2 separate regions of the Homo sapiens genome follow, and region 2 is linked to region 1. Evidence: read pairs that join two places in POLR2A ChIA-PET (ENCODE). Cell type or tissue: PC-9. All regions are shown on one strand. Region 1 overlaps PDILT (protein disulfide isomerase like, testis expressed). Region 2 overlaps VPS35L (VPS35 endosomal protein sorting factor like).

Region 1 (2,500 bases):
GCAGGCCCAACAAATAATCTACTGTTGGAGATGGGGAGCGAGGAAAGGCCTCTCAAATTTTGTCTTCATACTCTTTCAGACAACCCATCCTCAAAGCAATCCAGGAACTTGGCGGAAGAGCTGGGCAAAGCTGTGGAGATCATGGGCAAAGGCAAGAATGGGATCGGCTTTGGCAAAGTGGACATTACCATAGAGAAGGAGCTTCAGCAGGAGTTTGGGATTACCAAGGCCCCGGAGTTGAAGCTGTTTTTTGAGGGCAACAGGTCAGAGCCCATCAGCTGCAAAGGTAATGGTGCTTGTGTGTCACACTTGTTTCATGCTCATGGAAAGTCCACTTAACAGCTATAGGGTAAAGGTGGGAGGCTCTGCTCCATGCAGCTTCTCGGGGACCCAGGATCCTCCAGCTTGTGACTCTGCCCTTCTCTAGGGCCTTGGAGCCACCTGCTCTTTCCTCTGTATCCAGCCAGCAGTTGGGGTAAGGGGTAGAAGGTCACCACGGGTACTGTTCATGGCCCTGGCCATGAACAGTGGTAAGTATCACTTCTATTCACATCCCATTGACCAGAATTCTGTTACATGGCCAGAACCAGCTGCAAGAAAGGCGGAGAAATACAGTTCAGCTCTGTTTTTAGAAAGAAAACGGGTTTAGTGAATATGTGGCTGCTTCTACTACAGCTTGAAGCTCAGCTGATGGGCCCTAGAAACACCAAGAAGTGGGAGGGTGGGGTGCATGGCTTAGAAACTATCAGACACCAGAGATTAAGTTCTAACTCCACTTCCCACTCCCAATCTTTGACTTTAGAATGATTTGACAGAGTCCTAGGACTAGGGAAGCACTATTTAGCCAAAAGGGAAATTGGGAGATGATGGAACAAGACAGGCTTGGGATGCAATGTCTACCAAACACCTTACGTTCTATCATATTTTTCATTCATTGATTAACTCGTTCATTCATTTATTCAGCATCCATTTATTGACAAGCTACCATGTGCCAAGCCCTATCTTGATGTTGAGGATGTGTGGAGAATAAGGTACTAGTATGGCACATATGGTAGTCCCAACTTTTAGAAAGTTACATATATGAAGGCATTCATGGATGCAGGATGGATAAATGGATGGAAGGATGGAAGTAACAAAACTGATGAACACAGAAGTGCCTGTAACAGCCATGCCAGTAGAATGTTCCCATTATATATGTTAAATTATTGAGTCTTGAGTAACGGAAACTGCCTTCCACTGGATCTGGTGTATAGCCAGCTTCCAATAAGCTGGATTCAGTGTTATTTGCAAGAAACACACATCCAGGGGCTGCAGGATGCTTTGCAGTTCTCAGAATGGACACAAGAGGGCATGAAAGACACAGGATAGACCCAGAGAAAGGCGCCACAAGAGAACCTCGGAGCAATCACCTAAGGGCAGGGCTGCAGCTCCCAGCAGGCTTGTGGGAGGGTGGTGGCTGCGGGCGCCAGAGAAGAGATGGGGAGGGAGGGCGGGAGCAGTGAGAGAAGCAACAGAGGATGCTGTTTCCTATAGATACCAGGGGATGACCCTCAACAAGGGGGACTCGCTGACACCAGCAAGGAGCCCTTTGTGATGTGTTTGCTCTGGGGAGAGCTGTGAGGAAATGAGAGGCCCTAGGTCATCGGAGCCCATGACTGCTAATGGAGTGGCCCAGGTGCTGCAATGACCTTCCCTCCTGAAGGGCAGGAGAGAACTGACTCCACTTAGAGGCGACAAAGTAACAATATGGCAACTTCCAGACTGTGGGTGAAACTAGCAGAGAAGGTCCCCAAGGCATTTGACTTCTGAGCCCCCTTCATCAGGGAAACCAGTGCCTGGGACCTCGTCTGCCATACAGGAAGCTTCATCATCACCCCATCTAGGAAGTCTCCCCTGACTGCTCAGGCCAGGGTGCCTGCTCCACCTCTGTGGCCTCACAGCATCTGTGTTTTCCCCATCAAGGCCCTCGCCTCAAAGAATTACATCTGCTACTTATTGCTTGTTCTCTACAGAGAGCATCACAAGGGCAGTGGCTGATCTCACTTGCACTCCTGGGTCCTCTAAAGAGACTGCCAGAATTGACAGCACTCCCCTCTGCATCCAAATCCTTACCACAGGCTTAAGAAACAATCACTGCCGCTCGTCGAATCTCAGTTTTTCCATCTGTTAAATGGGGATGGTGAAAAGATCTACCCCTCTACACTGTTGGGAAGATAAAATGATGTTTGCAAGGCACACGGCCTGACACATACCTGTAGCATATACTGTGTTCCAGGCATTGTTCTAGACCCTTCTCCTATGTCATAACACCCCAATATAAGAGGTGCTTTTACAGATGGAGAAACTGAGGCACAGAAAGGTAGAATAACTTCCTCAAAGCTGCCCAGTGAGTAGTGGTGGAGTCAGCAAATGTTTTCTGCAAAGGCCCAGATTATTAATATTCCAGATCCTACAGGCCAGGCAGTCTCTGTTGTAACTACTCAGATCTGCTGATGCAATG
Region 2 (2,500 bases), 810 kb after region 1:
AGATAATATGTAAACAAATTGATAGGGCTCTGTTCCTATAAAACTGTACTTAAAAAACAGGCAGTGGACCAGACTTGGCCTGCAGCATGCAGTTTACCAACCCCTGATCTGGGGATACCCCTAGTAGTGGAATGCTGGATCAAAGGGTTGGCTCATTGTGTTAATCCCTTTGAGCTGCTATAACAAAATGCTACAAAGTGGGTGGCTTATAAATAAGAGCAATGTATTTCTCGCAGTCCTAAAGGCTGGGAAGTCCAAGATCAAGGTCCCAGCAGATTAGGTCCCAGTGCCTGATGACAGCCTGCTTTCCGGTTGGGTTCATAGATGATGCCCTCCTGCTGTGTTTTCACTTGGTGGAAGGGGTGAGGGGAGTGCCCTTGGACCTCTTTTATAGGGCACTAATCCCATTCATGAGGGTTCCACCCTCATGACCTAATCACCTCTGAAAAGGGCCCATCTCCTAATACCATCATCTTGGGGTTAGGATTTCAACATATGAATCGGGGCAGGGGAGTGGGGTTAGGCACAAACAACCAGACCACAGCACCTGTCTTCAAATAAAATAAAAAATGCAAAAGTGTTCTACAAGGTGGTTGTGCCATTTTACATTCCCACCAGCAGCATATGAGAGCTCCTATTGCTCTATATTCATACAAAGTCTCATCTTTGAAATGTGATCCCCAGTGTTGGAGGTGGGGCCTGGTGGGAGGTGTCTGGGTTGTAGTGGGGGATCCACCATGAACGGCTTGGTGCCATCCTTGCAGTAATGAGTGCAGTAATGAGTTATTCTTACTTCCCATGAGAACTGGCTGTTGAAAAAAGCCTGGCATTTTCTCCCTCTCTCTCCTCCCTTCTCTTGCCATGCAATCTCTGCACACACCTGCTCTCATTTGCTTTCACCATGAGTGGAAGCAGCCTGAGGCCCTCACCAACAGCAGATGCTGCACCATGCTTCTTATATAGCCTGTGGAACCATAAGTCAAGTAAACCTCTCTTCCTTATAAATTAGCCAGCCTCTGGTATTCCTTTATAGTACCACTAAACAAACTAAGACACTTGGTATCATCACTCTATTTGATCTTTACAAACTGGTGGGTATGATTTACCTTTTATGGTCTGGGATCAAAATTCTGTCCATAACAAGCTGGGCGTGGTAGCTCACACCTGTAATCCCAGCACTTTGGGAGGCCAAGGCAGGTGGACCACTTGAGGTCAAGAGTTTGAGACCAGCCTGGCCAACATGGTGAAACCCTGTCTCTATTAAAAATACAAAAATTAGCTGGGCCTGGTGGTGCACACCTATAGTCCCAGTAACTCAGAAGGCTGAGGTGGGAGAATTGCTTGAACCCAGGAGGCAGAGGTTGCACTGCACCATGGGTGACAGAGCAAAATTCCATCTCAAAAAAAAAAAAAATTCTATGCATAACAAAGCTGTTCCCACTCTCTTGATTTCTAACGTGCTGTCTCATCCAGCAGAGCCGTGGGGAGAGTGGCAGCTGCCATATCAGAGACCTGCAATGAACTATGATTGTGCTCATCTGCACCCAGCAGCACATGATCCGTCAGTTGCTCCAGAATCCCCTTGGAGCATCAAAATAGGAATTCTGGGGTCCCATCCTGCAAGATTAATTGAGCAAGTGGGGGCCAGGCATCTATATTCATACAAAAGTTCCTCAGGAAATCCTGCTACACGGCAGTTTGAGACACCCTGGTCCAGAGCTTCTGACTGTGTGTCTTAGGAGAGGAAGCTGAGAACTGCATTCAGGGACCAGTGACGTATAAGACTAAGCATGTGACCCCCTCACCAACATACCTTATTGCACAAGGGAAAAGACTTAAGGCAAGGGAAAGGCTCTCTAAAACCCAGTTGGTGAGGGAGGCACAATGAGGGGGAGACTACTTCCTCTGTAATTCTTAAACAGTAAGCTTACGTTTTACTCCTAGTAACCTCTTTGTTTTTTTTTTTTGTTTTTTTTTTTTTTTGAGACAGAGTCTCGCTCTGTCACCCAGAATGGAATGCAATGGCACGATCTTGGCTCACTGCAACCTCCGCCTCCCAGGTTCAAGCGATTCTCCTGCCTCAGCCTCCTGAGTAGCTGGGATTACAGGCATCTGTCACCATGCCTGGCTAATTTTTTTTTTTTTTTTTTTTTTTAGTAGAGATGGAGTTTCACATTGTTGGCCAGGCTGGTCTCGAACTCCTGACCTCAAGTGATCTGCCCGCCTTGGCCTCCCAAACTGCTGGGATTACGGGTGTGAGCCACCGCACCAGGCCATATATATATATTTTTTTAATACGGAATTTCACTCTTGTTGCCCAGGCTGGAGTGCAATCTTGGCTCACTGCAACTTCCGCCTCCCAGGTTCAAGCGATTCTCCTGCCTCAGCCTCCTATGTAACTGGGATTATAGGCATGTACCACCACGCCCAGCAAAATTTTGTATTTTCAGTAGAAATGGGGTTTCACCATGTTGGCCAGGCTGGTCTCAAACTCCTGACC

Evidence for each region. Peaks named below come from ENCODE experiments on the same cell type or tissue, not always from the same donor. Only the 100,000 strongest peaks of a DNase experiment are listed, where the experiment ranks them.
Region 2: POLR2A ChIA-PET joins it to region 1 with 15 read pairs; 2 of 35 experiments call an interaction of 5 or more read pairs at or near these places.

The regions. Positions count from the first base shown.
Region 1 is chr16:20,382,431-20,384,930 of GRCh38, reverse strand. It overlaps PDILT (protein disulfide isomerase like, testis expressed), which reads left to right. Exons shown (of 12, transcript NM_174924.2): 3 at 80-286. Among named protein-coding and RNA genes, the nearest start is that of PDILT, 21 kb to the left of the region's middle. In PC-9, CTCF peaks have their summits at 1,080 and 1,302 (motif pointing right); a DNase peak (open chromatin) is centred at 1,380.
Region 2 is chr16:19,575,649-19,578,148 of GRCh38, reverse strand. The region is part of intron 5 of VPS35L (VPS35 endosomal protein sorting factor like); the gene reads right to left. Among named protein-coding and RNA genes, the nearest start is that of VPS35L, 21 kb to the right of the region's middle. In PC-9, no CTCF peak of the experiment used is centred here; no DNase peak of the experiment used is centred here.